Regions from separate parts of the Mus musculus genome. Here region 1 is linked to region 2. A link is a loop called in an ENCODE intact Hi-C map of the cell type or tissue named here. Cell type or tissue: left cerebral cortex. All regions are shown on one strand.

What was found. Hi-C counts contacts between places; a loop is a spot of excess contacts. Peaks named below come from ENCODE experiments on the same cell type or tissue, not always from the same donor. Only the 100,000 strongest peaks of a DNase experiment are listed, where the experiment ranks them.
Region 1: a loop joins it to region 2, with 8 times the contacts of the local background. A loop is called at or near these places in 2 of 42 quality-filtered maps.

The regions. Positions count from the first base shown.
Region 1 is chr6:27,784,754-27,792,753 of GRCm38, forward strand. The region is part of intron 2 of Grm8 (glutamate receptor, metabotropic 8); the gene reads right to left. Among named protein-coding and RNA genes, the nearest start is that of Mir592, 150 kb to the right of the region's middle. In left cerebral cortex, no CTCF peak of the experiment used is centred here; DNase peaks (open chromatin) are centred at 4,600 and 4,983; H3K27ac peaks cover 678 bases.
Region 2 is chr6:27,684,798-27,692,797 of GRCm38, forward strand. All of the region lies in intron 5 of Grm8 (glutamate receptor, metabotropic 8), which reads right to left. Among named protein-coding and RNA genes, the nearest start is that of Mir592, 250 kb to the right of the region's middle. In left cerebral cortex, no CTCF peak of the experiment used is centred here; a DNase peak (open chromatin) is centred at 4,821.

The DNA.
Region 1 (8,000 bases), 100 kb after region 2:
GAAAGAGAGGCCCATTGGACACACAAACTTTATATGCCCCAGTACAAGGGAACACCAGGGCCAAAAAAATGTGAATGGGTGGGTAGGGAAGTGGGGAGGAGGGTATGGGGGACTTTTGGGATAGGATTCTAAGTGTAATTGAGGAAAATACGTAATAAAAAACTATTAAAAAAAAAGAATATTTCTAGTTCTTTCAGAGTTTGGAGTTGAAGAAATAATAGATATGTAAAAATCAAACATATGTCAAAGAAAGATGATTAATTCCAAAGAACCCAAATGTTGCCTAAGAAAGTTATTTTTAATAACTATAATATCTAGACCAACTGTAACATTCTGTGTACAGTTATAATAATAGAATCACATAAAATGAATTAAAGCAAAATTGTACAGAATATCACTAGAACATTCAGAGATATGAATTATATGTATAACATATACATATATAATATACCTATATATTTGTATATGCATGTGTGTGTGTCTTTCTGTCTGTCTGTCTGTTTCCAATCTGTGTATTTCAGGGACTTAAGTCATATTATAAGGACAACATGGATCAATGTTTAAAAAATAAAAAGATTCAGTATAAACATATCATGTAAATATATGATACAACTAAATAGTTAAATGATGTTGAAGACAATTTTGCCTGAAATCTGATCAAGTGAGAGAAGTAGGGTAAATTTTTTGACAAGTGCAATTGTACTGTATATGACATCACTTAGGTTAAACTATCCACATGCTTTGTAAAATCAAAAGAGCTTCATTCAATATGGTTGTAAGATTTGAATCCAATATGTTAGCCAATCATCTTCCCTAAATGATTTCTCTTTAAAAAAGAAAACTATCTATTTACACTTGTGCCTATATTACTATGTATTAATTTATTTGGTTTTGGTTAGTGATGTAACAGGTACTTGCTCAGTCTGTTTATGAACGCAACACAGATGTAGTACATATTGATTACAATAAGAACACATGAAAATCTATGTTTTCCTGGTTAAAGAATCAGCTTTCTGTGGTGCTCACTGCTAACCTAGCTACGAGTTGTTTCATGCTTACCCTCCAAAGACACCTTTCAAATGTGTCAGGAGCTGGTCTTTACTTTTTCCTACTCAGTGTTACTGGGGATCAAACTCAGGGCTATCAGCATGACAGGCAGATGTAGTAAATGGTTTTAATAACAAAGTCGTATCATTGAAATTAAATAATTGGCACTCTGACTGATACTATTTGCCATTCAGTATTAACTCAGTCATCCATACCAAAAGGTAAATAAATAAGAACTTTCTCACCTACATACAATTACCCAAGTAACATTATATATGCATTTCAAGGGACATAAAGAGTGTGCTGTTCAATTGGCAAAGTAGCAGCAGGGTAAAAGGGAACATAGGAGAAGCCAGAGGGGATCGTGGTAGGCAGAACATTAGTGTCAGTTTTCTACTATTCTGTCAGAAAACAGGTTCTAAATTTGATAAGGTGTTCAGTAGTAATTCCAAAAATGAATAAATATGCCAGGGGCTGCCATCCATAACCCTCCAGGTAAAGTTAGAAATCCTGATAAGTTTGCTTCAAGAGGAGAAGAAGATCAGAAAAAGCTTTGTGGCAAATTTCAGCTCACTCATCTAGACTGAAACTTGATGAATCCTATGTGAGAACTAAATCACAGATCTCATTAATCTGTGATAGGAATGCAGCCACATGTAGCTTTAAATATGTGGTATATTTGGGGGAACCTGAGATTAATTACCTCTCAGTGTTCCAGAAAGACTTTGTCATGATTTATTTTCCAACACCAAATGGGCTACCTATTTCCAGTCCATATGGAGACTGAAGAGACTCCTTAGCCCCTCAGCACTTACTAAGGAGAGAAGGGAATCAAACACCAGAAATACAGAGAACGCTCTCATGCAAAGCACTGAACGGGCAGGGGACTCAAGGCCAAATCCTGATCTTAAGAAAATGTGTTATCAGACTGATGGAAAAAGTGACGGAATTAGATTCATAAGACATTCCTTCAATACCAAGTAATAAATATTCATCTTAAGTCTCAAAGATTTTATAACATGACTTGGGCATGATATCGGGGAAAACCACACCACTCAAAATACATTAAGTTCTTGTCCTGCATCTTGTCATTCTATGACAGAATTTATTTTTTTTTTAATTTTTTATTAGGTATTTAGCTCATTTACATTTCCAATGCTATACCAAAAGTCCCCCATACCCACCCACCCCCACTCCCCTACCCACCCACTCCCCCTTTTTGGCCCTGGCGTTCCCCTGTACTGGGGCATATAAAGTTTGCGTGTCCAATGGGCCTCTCTTTCCAGTGATGGCCGACTAGGCCATCTTTTGATACATATGCAGCTAGAGTCAAGAGCTCCGGGGTACTGGTTAGTTCATAATGTTGTTCCACCTATAGGGTTGCAGATACCTTTAGCTCCTTGGCTACTTTCTCCAGCTCCTCCATTGGGAGCCCTGTGATCCATCCATTAGCTGACTGTGAGCATCCACTTCTGTGTTTGCTAGGCCCCGGCATAGTCTCACAAGAGACAGCTACATCTGGGTCCTTTCGATAAAATCTTGCTAGTGTATGCAATGGTGTCAGCGTTTGGATGCTGATTATGGATTGACAAATGGGACCTAATGAAACTCCAAAGTTTCTGCAAGGCAAAAGACACCGTCAATAAGACAAAAAGACCACCAACAGATTGGGAAAGGATCTTTACCTATCCTAAATCAGATAGGGGACTAATATCCAACATATATAAAGAACTCAAGAAGGTGGACTTCAGAAAATCAAATAACCCCATTAAAAAATGGGGCTCAGAACTGAACAAAGAATTCTCACCTGAGGAATACCGAATGGCAGAGAAGCACCTGAAAAAATGTTCAACATCCTTAATCATCAGGGAAATGCAAATCAAAACAACCCTGAGATTCCACCTCACACCAGTCAGAATGGCTAAGATCAAAAATTCAGGTGACAGCAGATGCTGGCGTGGATGTGGAGAAAGAGGAACACTCCTCCATTGTTGGTGGGATTGCAGGCTTGTACAACCACTCTGGAAATCAGTCTGGCGGTTCCTCAGAAAATTGGACATAGTACTACCGGAGGATCCAGCAATACCTCTCCTGGGCATATATCCAGAAGATGCCCCAACGGGTAAGAAGGACACATGCTCCACTATGTTCACAGCAGCCTTATTTTTAATAGCCAGAAGCTGGAAAGAACCCAGATGCCGCTCAACAGAGGAATGGATACAGAAAATGTGGTACATCTACACAATGGAGTACTACTCAGCTATTAAAAAGAATGAATTTATGAAATTCCTAGGCAAATGAATGGACCTGGAGGGCATCATCCTGAGTGAGGTAACACATTCACAAAGGAACTCACACAATATGTACTCACTGATAAGTGGATATTAGCCCAAAACCTAGGATACCCAAGATATATGACAGAATTTAAAGCATGCAGTCCCTCTGGGTCTCCCAAGTATCCCTGAGTGTAGGGAATCCAGCATTCACATTGTCTACCAAGAACAATAGTTATTCACTTTCAATCATGTCCACAATCCCCATAAGATAATGTTGCTTTTTCTCTTCCTTTCTTCTTCCTTTCCTTCTCACCCTTCCTTTGCCCCTCTGCTCTTCCTTCCTTCCTTTTTAGAAAAGAAGGATTACTAATCCTTGTGGCAATTGATGGCTTCAGTAAAAATCAAGTTATTTGACTCATTCCTAAACAAAGAACTACAGGAATCTAAGGAATGACAAGAGCCAGGAGAACAGTATTCCCCAAGGAAAAGGCTCCTGATTACCCAAAATTGCGTGGTCAGTGCTGAAATCAGATGCATACAAACAACATTAAATAATCTGAGTGGGTTGTAGCTATATACTTAAGCATATATAGAATGTGTATAAATTATATTATATACATATCAAAAGAAAGCAAAGGCCTATTTTGAAAGGAAGCAAGGGATGAAGATACATGGGAGGGATTGAGGAAGAAAAGGAAGAGGAAAATGATGTAATTGTATTATATTTAAATTTTTGATTTTTAAAGTAAGAGTTAAGTTTTTAATATGTTGTAGTGGACATAGCATTGTGTGAAAGAAATTAATGGACACAAGTTCCTGGGGTTTAAAATACGTGTGAGAGTTTAGTGAGGAATCAGAGAGAGAGAGAAAAAATGTATAAGGACCAATCCAAGAGCAAATAAATGCTACTTCCAGAAAATATGTCTCCTGTGAATGTTGCCTGGACTCAGGCTGGCAAGACCAGGAGTTGCTTAAGAGAAAGAAAATTCCGAATAGTGGAGGGAATAGAAGGAAGGTAAAAGGCTATAGAAATGTCCTAACAACTTATGGTTAAGGACAAGCAGAGAACAAGGCCTCATCAAGCGGGGGCCTTTTCTTTAGTTCTTTTTGTTATTGCTTAAAAAGCTATCCCAAGTAATACTAGACTCATCCTTTCTAGGGCTCATTATATATATTTCTTCTGTTTTGCTGAGGATTGGTTAGGATTTCATTTCTTTTTGCACGGGTGCCAAAGCACAACATGAGCACAAAACTGTGAGAAATTAAATAGCTCCAAGAGTGTAGGTGGGCCTCTGTGAAATTGGTGCTGAATGCATTTTTAGAAAGCAGGATGCAGGGCTAGAGCCGCTGCACATGGGTTCTATTATTAAATATCTAACTCTTCTAAATTGGGAAGCATAATAACAAGTCATCTCGTGGAGAAGCTGAAGGGATAAACAATACAACCTTACAGCAAAAATAAGACTTTTGTTTTCATTTTCTTTTATAATTGTTAAAATGTCACCAAGGCATCACACTATGGAAAGGTAAAGGATGAATGCTAAAGAAAAAAAGGGGAGATGGTTGCCATACATTTCCCATCTTAGCATTGAAAATATTATGGCTTTTGTCCAGAGAAGCCTACCATTGTCTGTGATTCTGAATATAAATCTACTCCCTTAGATGTGGGTTGTCACTGAGCGTAATCGCGTTGGTAGACCTCCAATCTATTCAGAAGGGAAACAAAAGTAGTCTAGGATCTGAGCAAAAGATGATGCACCAGCACACAGGATACTGTTCACAAAGTCAAGGTTTTCTCAGCTTCTCTATCTTCTGGAATTAATGTAAGGAAATTCACCTACACATCCTTGTTCTTGGACATTAATATCATGACCAATATTTCATAGAACTAAATGCTGTAGTAATACACACTTCATTGATGTAGTTATTTTCTTATATTTTTTCTATCTACTCTGTTCTGCATAGTTCAAGACTGTGTTGGAATATTTATAGCTTTTAGTATATAACATTAAATTATTCTTCCAAAGATTTTGACCAGGGCCTGGAGAGATTTGTTAGTAGTTAAGAGTACTGCTCCTCTTCCAGAGGACCCAAGCTGAGTTCCCTGTGTGCATGTGGAGCAATTCACAACTGTCTACAACTCTAGCTTCAGGGGATCCAAAACCTTTGACCTCCACGGGCATAAGCATTCATGTACATTTACACAGACACACACAATGACACATCATTAAAAATAATTCTTGAAAAGGTGTATACCAAGTGATACTTTTGCCAACAATATATCATTGCCCATGAGCCTTGCCAATAGGGAAAGGTGAGGGCTCAATATTTTCATAGTGTGACTGCTGAAACAGTGTCCCACTGCACTGTGTAGATGCTAAACTTCAGATTTATTGCATCTTATTATAATTAGTTGAAGCTGTCAGGCGATCTGAAAGTTAATAAAAATTTTAAGTTATGACCCATATACCTGGAAAAGAATTATAGATATTATTTAGCCTAGTCTTTCACCCATAGAGAGATTTTTTTGCAGAAATAATTTTAGCAGAAGACTATCCAATTATCTTATCCTGTTCTCTGTGCTTAATTGCCCTTGTTTAGTGTGTCACAGGGCACCAGTGTTTCAAACCCCAGATCTTTGCAAGTATACCTCCCTGCCTCTGCTCTGCCCTTATCCCTCACAGGGATTACTTCAGTAAATTCTTCTGTCACATTTCTGCCTCTATTTCAGTGATTGGTGTCACATGTGGTCTAAAATATTGGCCTTAAAGAGAATGTGATTCCTCTGTCAAATTCTTACAGGATGTCTTCCATTGATTTCAAAAACAATATCTGACCTCAATGGCATAGCATATAATCTGTGTCTCCTTCACACCTGCTCAGCAGCACAAAAGCATGTGTAGATGAGCCTTCATCTGAACATGCCCTGCCTGACTCATCATAGACTAGACCCCCTCATGGACTACTCTGAATCCACACCCTCACTGTGTTCAATGCAGCATTGAATACTACACCATCAGAGACTAAAATACTGTCATCAGATCATTTATCTCACTGCGTTATGGCAGCTTTCAGTTGTTGATTTTTTTCTACAAAGACCTTTTCTCTATAAGGTTAAAGATGTGCCTCTAACTCTGAGTCTCCAAGGACTTTCAAAAGCCATACTCATAGGGAAGTAAATTGATGGTTGTTTGAAATGGAAACTCATAGGTTCTTTGGGAAGTCAGTTGTGTTGGATAGTGTTTTGCTGAGGAGAACACATGAAGGAGTGTTTTCCTGAGGTGGACACAGGTGAAAGGCTAGGCAGACACGTAAAGGAACATTTAGCTGAAGCAGACACAAGAAATAGGATGTTCTGCTAAATCAAGCATGTAAAAGGACACATGATAAGGGATTCTTGGCTAACAACATGCATGTATTGGTCTGCCTTACATTGCGTAGTTGAGCTCTATAGACAGAAATGTACCCAAAAACTTCTGGTGGTATGCTGTAGTTTTTGCTCCTTTTTTAGACTCAAGTTGATTGGCTGAACAATGTCAGCTGAGACTGATACATGTGCTGAGGCAAGACACATTCGGAGACAAGACCCAGGGAGAACATGTGGTGTTTGGAGGAAGTATAAATAGAGCTTTATAGACAGTGATGAAGGCTAAGCTAGGCTTGATTACTGAGCTAGCTGTGCAATGCTTGTTGGTCTCAGATCTTCACTGATCCTTGCTTCCCTAAGAAAGGCACAGCCAAGAACTCTTCCTGGTGTTGGCCCTGATCCCTCCTGCTGACTCACGCTGAGGCTGAGGTCTAGCTGCCACCACTGCTGATTTAGGTTTCCTATCCCAACTCTACTGAACTGGATTGCTTATATATTCATGAAGTGTTTGTGAGTGAATGGAGCTGTCTCTACAAACCTCTGAACTGAACTGCTGGTTTCCAGACAACACAAATGGAAGTTGCTTCAAAGAACTTTTCTAAACAGTTCTACTTCCCCCATATCCTTTCTTTTCTACTACCTCTGGTGGGTGGGTAAAGGGGAGGTTAAAGCATTTAAGAACCATCATTAAAAGTTGTTGGATTAAACAGATGAATGAATGTACTAATCTCTGTCCAATGTCTTCTAGTAAAATCTTTCACTAAACCTTCTATCCTACTTTTTTTCTGACAGTTAATAGCTGGAAACTTAGCTGTAGATACGCCTTAGTAGCTTAGTAGCACTTAACTTATTCCAGAGGACTTGAATTCAGTTCCTTGTCCTTGTGTTAGGTAGCTCACAACTGCCTGTAACCCCAGCTCCAGGCGATCCAATACATCAGACCTCTGCAGGCTCCTGCTCTCATGTACCCAGGCATACATAAATAGAACTAAGAAAATAAATTATTTTAAAATGAGGAGTTACTATTAAATTTCTCCTGCCTGTGCCTGGTCACATCTTCTGAGAAAATGTGAATAACACTGTTAATATGGTTTAGAAGATGCAAAATCAGCATTGTTCTTTGACTTACTAAACTGAAGATTGTACACTACCTTTTCCGTAAGTGTAAAGCTTCTTTATGCAAATAAATAAATATAAAATGAAGCACTGTACAGAAGGCAGGAAAGGAAGGAAAGAAGAATGGAAGGAGGAGGAAAGGAAGGAGGGAACATGAACAGAAAAACGGAGGGAGAGAAGGAGGGACGGAAAAC
Region 2 (8,000 bases):
TCTACTGAAACATAAAATGAACGGTTCTCTAGGTCAGTAGACAATTAACACATAAGAGCAAATGGAATCAAAATTCCACAACTTACCCTCCTCTTAAACACACCTCTTGACACATCTAAATCAGACCGTGAGGAAAAGAACGTTACCTTAGCACAAGTATTTGTAAGAACTTCCACCTAAGAACCTGCAACTTTATCTTGGACTCTCAAAACCCCGCACCTGATTTATTAAAGAACATCTATTAGACTATACAATTGCATGATTAGCCAATCAAAGAAAGCCAAAGGGACAGGTGGTTGAAGGGGGCATTGAAGGTACCAGTAAGTTATATTGTCTAAATTTACTTCTGAGGCCTTTGGCCTGGCATTCTCCACAGTGTCAGAAAAATTATTTTTGTCATCAAGTTATTGCCAGCGTCGTCAGCATTTTCTCCAAACCCTGCTTGGGTATTGCAGAAGAAATTTCTTTGTAGAAATTCACGGCCCACTTGTAAGAACACCCACCAGATCAATCGGAGGCAGGCAATTCGCCTCGTACATTATTCACAAACACCAGCGTGAGGTAGACAGTGCCATTCACAAACGTCAGTGCACTCACAGTCCACAACCCATGGGAAAACAAAGAAGAGTAAACATGGGCGGCGTTCTTCTTTCACTTAGCATGGTTTGCGTCATGCTGGCGATGCAGCACCTTGGAGCTTGAGACAAACAGAATCTCAAGCCCAATCTCCAGAGCACTGAATGAGCACCTGAAACTGGCCGTCTAACGCTGGTGTCTGTATCCCAAAGATTCAGGTAGTACAATATCCTCATGGTAGAATTGAACGCATCATGCACAATTGTTTTGGGATGCCATTTTATCTTCTTTAGCTGGCAAAATCAGAACGCTAAGAAGTATAAAATTTGAACAAGGGGTTACCTGGGGATCTTATTGGAAGTACCTAGCCAAACCCAGCAGGAAAATAGAAGAGTGACATTAGGAAAAAGACATCGGGGAAAACCCCCCACAATGTTTCCACTTCCGTGTGGCCAGGACCAAAATACTATATTTAGTACTCAAAACACCCTGGTCAGTCTGTAAGAAAAGGTTAACTTGCAGCTAATTAACTCAGACTTAAGTCTTAAGCTGGATCATGTTCTTATGCCATGTTTCTCCACCAACAATCAGGTCAGTACTGAGTTTTCTAAGACAACTTCTACTATATCTAGTCTAAGACGTAGAAATTGCTGGTCTCAGACCTCAGGATAAGGGACTGAGGTGCATATTTTACATTCCAAAGCAAACCTGGCCTCCAGGTTCTCCCAGCATCCCTCATTCTCTATCTGGCATACCCTGTCCCCAACCTTGAACTTTCCATCCCAGGAGCTGGGCTGCCCTTCCCCCAGAGGCTCCTCCTTATATAATCCAAACATTTTGTGTTTCTCTCTCTCTCTCTTTCTCTCTCTTTCTCTCTCTCTCTCTGCCCACATGCCCTTTTTCTCTTTCTCTTCCCCCTTCTCCATCTTTCTCTCTCCCAGTGGCGTGAGGGGTCTCTCCTGACCTCCCTCAATCTTTGGGAACAATGAACTAAGCTTAAAACAGCTTCCTAATAAACCTGCCATTAATATAGTCTGATCTGGCATGAAGTGGCTAATTTCACCAGTGGCAAAGAAATGACCTATAAGAAATGTGTTTGTGTCAAAGCTTTTATGTTTAGATTTAGTGTCTTCCCAATCTTAATTAGGATCTGCATTAATAAGAATCAGGTCTGATATACACTTAATATATTTTTATACATTTAAATCAGTATCTGGTCTTTAAAAGTTTTCTTTAATCTCAATTCATTTAAACTGTTTGATAGAGTATTAAATTATAAAATGTCCCAAGGTAATGCATTTTGTTCCCAAAAAATAGTGATAAATGTTATACTGTATACAATTCAAATTATCACAATTAATCTTATTATTTTATCATATTTTTATTAAAGTATACTTTACTTTTCCTCCGACAGTCATAGATACTACTTACACATTTTTTAGACATGGTTTTCCTGTGTATTCCAAGTTGGTGTCATGCTGCCTCGATCTCAAAGGTGCTAAGATGACAGCCTGGGATAACAGACATGCTCATCATTTTTAATAATTGTCACCTTCCCATGTGGGAACATGTACTGCTGTTTTAAAGACACCTCTCTTACTTGTTATCTTGTTTTTATAATCATGGGACTCAAGTATATATTTCTGTTGCATTAATACTTATCTCTGTGAGCTTTCTTTTTATTTAAAAATAATTTTTTGACTTTTTTATTACATATTTTCTTTATTTACATTTCAAATGTATCCCCTTTCCTGGTTTTCCCTCCAAAAACCCCCATCCCCTCTCCCCTTACCCCTGCTCACCTGACCACCCACTCCCACTTCCTGGTCCTGGTCAGTCATAGTGGGATTTACTATGCTTACACTAAGGGAAAAAACATGACCTTTGTTCTTTTTCTATTTTGAATGAAAGGATAAGAACTGTTCACATGGGAAAGGAAGATGGCCATGTTCCATCAGATTTTCATTTTATTACTAGAAAGCATATGCTAATTTTATGATCAGAGTTTTTCTTTCTGTAACCAATATTTGTTACTTTACTCTGAAACCTATCTGAGAAAGACCTGAAAATCCAGTCAAAAATATACACTTCATTTTATATAAGCAGCAGTGTATATGAAGATCAAAAGATATGGTAGTGTCTATACTCGAAGCCCTGCATTTTCTATGCATTGTGACAACTTTAAGATCTCATGAAATGAGACTTAACATGTATTACACAGTTCACTTTTAGGCCCTGAAAGCTACTAAGTAATATTCCAGTCATGCCTTGGCACATGACAAATTATCTCCAAATTCCATGGCTTAGAATCATCACCACTTGACAGTTTGTTACAATTGTATGCAGCAAACATTCAGGGGAGGTCTAAATGAGCAACAGTTTAACATCATTTGAAGGTCTTTCTCAGGAATGGATATCTGGACTGCTCCAGATAGTCCATACTAGCTTTGCTCATATTTCTAGAGCCTTGTTGAAAGTCAAAGTTGAATGGGTGGATCTGGAGAGGTGAGTGCAAAATCTCATGTGGTTACAGTTCACTGAGCCTTACTTGGCAGCTCAGAGTTCCCAGAGAATATGCTCCAAGACACCTAGACAGAAAGGCATGGCTTGTGTTCCCACCAGAAGACTCAGGTGTCATTTCTCTGTATGTACTGACTAAATAGAATATGGATTTTAGGATGTAAAATGGACAAGTTAAACCAAAGGCGTCTGATATGTCTATGTTGAAGTGAAATTGAGCCTAGTCTCTGAAGAGAACATGGGCTCTAGATGGGAAATGGACACTAGTGACCCACTGGGCATCACAGCTGCTGAGAAGGAGCTCAGCAGCCTTGTGCAGTTGGGCACCAGGAGAAAGGAAGATGTTATTAAATCAAGAAGATGTTGAAGAGGTTAAATACTGAAAATCCAGAATGGTCTTATCTAATCATTAAGTTTAGTCCTGCAAGCAGGTGATTTTTCCATCACAGATTGCTAGTGGGGTGGAGAAGCAAAGCATCTCTCTTACAACATTGTTTTCTGAGGGAAAGATTTAGTAACTAATATTTACTTAACACCAACAGAGGGAGCAAAAGAGTGGGGGGAGGGAGGGAGGGAGGGAGGGAGGGAGAGAGAGAGAGAGAGAGAGAGAGAGAGAGAGAGAGAGAGAGAGAGAGAGAGATGCAGGAGGGAAACAGAGACAAAGACAGAGACAGGCAGACAGATAGACAGACACTACATGCATGTAGCATAAAAATGTCCATATTCTATTTCTGGGAAACATTCAAATGTACTGTTATATAAGTGGAATCAAAGTTGTTAATCAGCTAAATTTAGGGCAGTTACCAGAGAACATTTACATAAAGCTAACATGCAAGTTCAGAAGTGGGGGGTGAGGAGAAGATGAGGCAGACCTGGAGAGGTGGCAGGGTGATAAATATGAGTAGCCTCTAAATACTAGAAAAGGAAAGGGGGGGAACAAAGCAGCAGCCTCTCCTCTCCCCCTCTCCCCCTCTCCCCCTCCCCCTTTCCCCCCTCCCCCTCTCCCCCCTCTCCCCTCCCCTCCCCTCCCCCCAGATGATCTCTTAGCGCCTGGAAGAAGGAATGTAGCTACAGACTTTGGTCCGGGAGACCTGTTTCAAATGTCTTTGCTTTCAGAACTGTAAGATAATAGGTGTTGTTTCCAGACATCGTGGTGGTGCTGATTTGTTACAGCAACAATGGGAAATTAACACAAGTCAGGAAAATGTTATGGGGGAGTCAAAGAAGAAACACAGAAACATTTAAAACATTGGCAGACAGTCATTGAGAATGATGTTAGGAAATGATACTGAGACCTACAAATGTATTATCACAGAAAATGGCTGTGCTAAAAGAAGAAACTACAACATGTAAGCAGGTGCACAATGAGCACGCTCCATCTACAGGTTGAAACACCAGATATGTTTTATTTAGTGTCAGTTTTGACAAATCTAGACTTCATTGACCAGCTAGGCACCTGATACATAGTAGACCCTCAAGGAAGAATAAATCCATTCTCAGATCTAAAGAGGTCTGTAAATATCGCAAGGCTCACGATCACATATGGCTTGTTAGATTAAGCACATTAGCAGAGGGAAGACGAGAGGAGGGAGCTAAAATTACTTGGAGTAAAAAAAGAAGTCAAACTGAGATCCAAGTGCAAATGCTAATATATTTCTAGTGAGACATTTTTAACCATTGACAAAGCTTGTGAGTTCCAGTTGGATCTTCATAACATCTTGCAAAGATGCATGGCTGAGATACAGCTGAACACCCAGCAGCTGAGGCACAGCTCTGATTGTTCTGGCAAACCCATAACCCAGAGTAAATATTGTCTTGCAGGAGGATGTGAGGAGGTGGATTAGGCATTGTAATTACCATTTGCTGGGTCTTTGGCATTCTCTTTAAAGATTTAATCATTTAGATGAGACTTAGTATCACTAAAAAAAGAAGTCAATATTTCTGGGAACCAGAGACGGAACACTGCTGATGTTTTCCTTCTGTTCGGCTTTTATATATGCCGACAGAAAGGAGACTTTGCCTGCTAGTTAGTCAAGATGGTGTGGGCAAAGCAATAGAAATAGCCACTTCCTCCAGTTCAACACACTGTGTCCTCCTATATTATCGATTAGAAGGTGGTATTTAAATAGGGTCATGATTTATAAAATGCTACACTAATCTTATTATACTATCTTAATTAATTTCCCAGCCAACACTCATCCACTGTCCTTTGTGGTCTTTCTAAAGTACTTCCATGCAAATCAACAATGGCCAAGGCAGATACTAGAACAGGCTTTCAGATAGGGACTTCTGTTAATCTTCTTTACACTGATTAGCATCTGCTGACATAAACCACTTTAATCCGAGTGCTTGGCATTTGCACACCTTTGAACAAACATTTTGAGGCATTGGTTTGTACGGTATTCCTTTGACACAGGTTACTAAAATTTAGTAGGCAGATTGTCTGAAATTTATACAATCAATACTCCTTGGCATTACCAGGAAGTCTGATTCATCAGGTATATGTGAGGATGGGAATCCATATTTTCATCAAAATTTCTGGGTACTGTAGTCCATAGAGTCAGGAATGTGCAATCAGTGTGGCTCTGCAATCATATATAAATCCATTAAGGAGTTTTGCTCACAGTCTTTTCAGTATGTTCTCAAGCTCTATGGTGTGACCTATTTAGTTCTCACTATGGACTTGAGAAGTAGAAATTATTCTGATTTTCTTGAAGAAAAAAGGTTAAGTAACATTCCTTTCCTCATCTCAGACTGAAATACCCTAGCTGAGTGGTATAAGCAAACAGACACTTGCTTCTGACAGTCTGGATCAGAGTGCCAGGATGGCGAGGTTCTGGTGAAAGCTGCCTTCCTGGTGTGCATATAGCTGCCTTCTCTCCCTGTGCTTGTCTAGCCTTTATCCAGTGCAGGCCTCGAATAGTCCTCTATTTCTCCCCTTCTTATAAGACTTATTGGACCCACCAGCTTGGTCTCCAGCTCTGTTCCACTACTTGATCTTAATAAGCATCTGAAAGCTGTTTCCCAGTACACATATCAGAAGTTAAGGTTTCCGCAAAGGAATATGAGTGTTGAAGGAGTAGTGACACAATTCTGTCCAGATCACTTGTCTAATAAAACTACTATGGGAGTCCCTCAAATCAGTCTAACTTGACAACCTACATCATTTCCACCCTTATCACCGCTCTTCACCATGACTATTAAAAAGGATTAGTGACTGGCCAGCAGATTCCTGAAGTTCACTTTAATGTAACAAGGTTTCTTTGATAAACATTAAATGGAGCTTGGGGAATCCTGCAGAAGACAGGAGGAAGGATTGAAGGAGCCAGAGGGGTCAAGGCCACTACAAGAAAACCTATAAAGTCAACTTCTGTGGACACATAGGGGCTCACAAAGACTAAGCTGGCAACTAAGGAGCATGCGTGGGACAAACTAAGATGTTCTGCACATATGTAATAGTTGTGTAGCTGAGTCTTCATGTGGGACTCCTAAAGTGGGATCAGGGGCTTCTCTGACCACATTGCCTGCTTTTGGATTCCTTTCCCTAAACTGGGTGCCTTGTCTAGCTTCAGTAGAAGAAGATGCCCCTAGTCTAACTATAACTTGATATGCCAAGGCTAGTTGATACTCTTGGGAGGCCTCCTTTTTCTGAGAATGAGAGGATGGGTAGAATGGAGGGGAAAGAGTGAAAATCTTGGAGGAGAACAAGGGGGAAGCTGCAAAGACGGTTGTAAGGCAAACAAATAACTTAATAAAATATAAAACATAGTTTTTATTATAAAAGGCAAAACAAACAAAAAACAATTCTTTTGAATGTGCATACTTTCTTACTGTAACATTTTTAGTAGTGACACGTTTGTTTATGTGGAATCATAGTCCGAGTGTTCCCATCAAAATAAAACCTTAAAACCAACCAGAACATAGCTTCTACTACCTGAGGATACCCATACCTTGTACATTATCAGGCTAAGAATATGTGTCTAGAGAGACCATGGGTTGGAGGCCTTATCACTGTTTTACTGGTAAATAAGTAATGGCTTTAGACTCCTAAGGACTTATAGTTACATGCAGGCAAATCACCTCTCACTCTCCATCTGATAAGCATATATTTGTAGTTGATCGTGATTAACACAATGGCCCAAAGTTGGCCAAGGTGCAGAGTATAAGAAATTGTAGAATACTGAGTCTTACGGGAAACACTTACACTACAACCCAACTCCCAAGAGTTCACACGGGAAGAGGAAAAGAGTCCAAGAATCTGAGGCTGTGGAAAACTTCAAAGAAACATTATCATCCAGACACAGCAGGATGGCTGCATATATTATGACTGCATGTGCAAAACCTGTGTGAGCCCAAACCTGACAAAATTCCACCACAGAGATGGGAGTTGGGCTCACTCAATTGAGGAAGCTAATGGTAATTGTTAGCTGCTGGGAGAGGCAATTTTCTCTAAGAGTGTAGCTCATGGTAAGTCAGCCACTCTCTAATGGAAAACCTCACATTCAAGAATATTTGTGGAGTACAAATTTGTCTTGAAGGATTACTTTTAAGAAAAGAATATCTGGGGGAAATCAACATCCCTGACCTCAAGCTGTACTACAGAGCAATAGTGATAAAAACTGTATGGTATTAGTACTTTGACAGGCAGGTAAGATCAATGCAATAGAACTGAAAACCCAGAAAGAAACCTACACACCTATGGCCACTTGATCTTTAACAAAGGAGATAAAACCATCCAGTGGGGGTGGGGGGGCATTTTCAACAAATGGTGCTGGTTCAACTGGCAGTCAGCATATAGATGATTGCAAATCGATCCATTCTTGTCTCCCTGTACAAAGCTCAAGTCCAAGTGGATCAAGGCCCTCCACATAAAACCAGATACACTGAATCTAAAGAAGATAAAG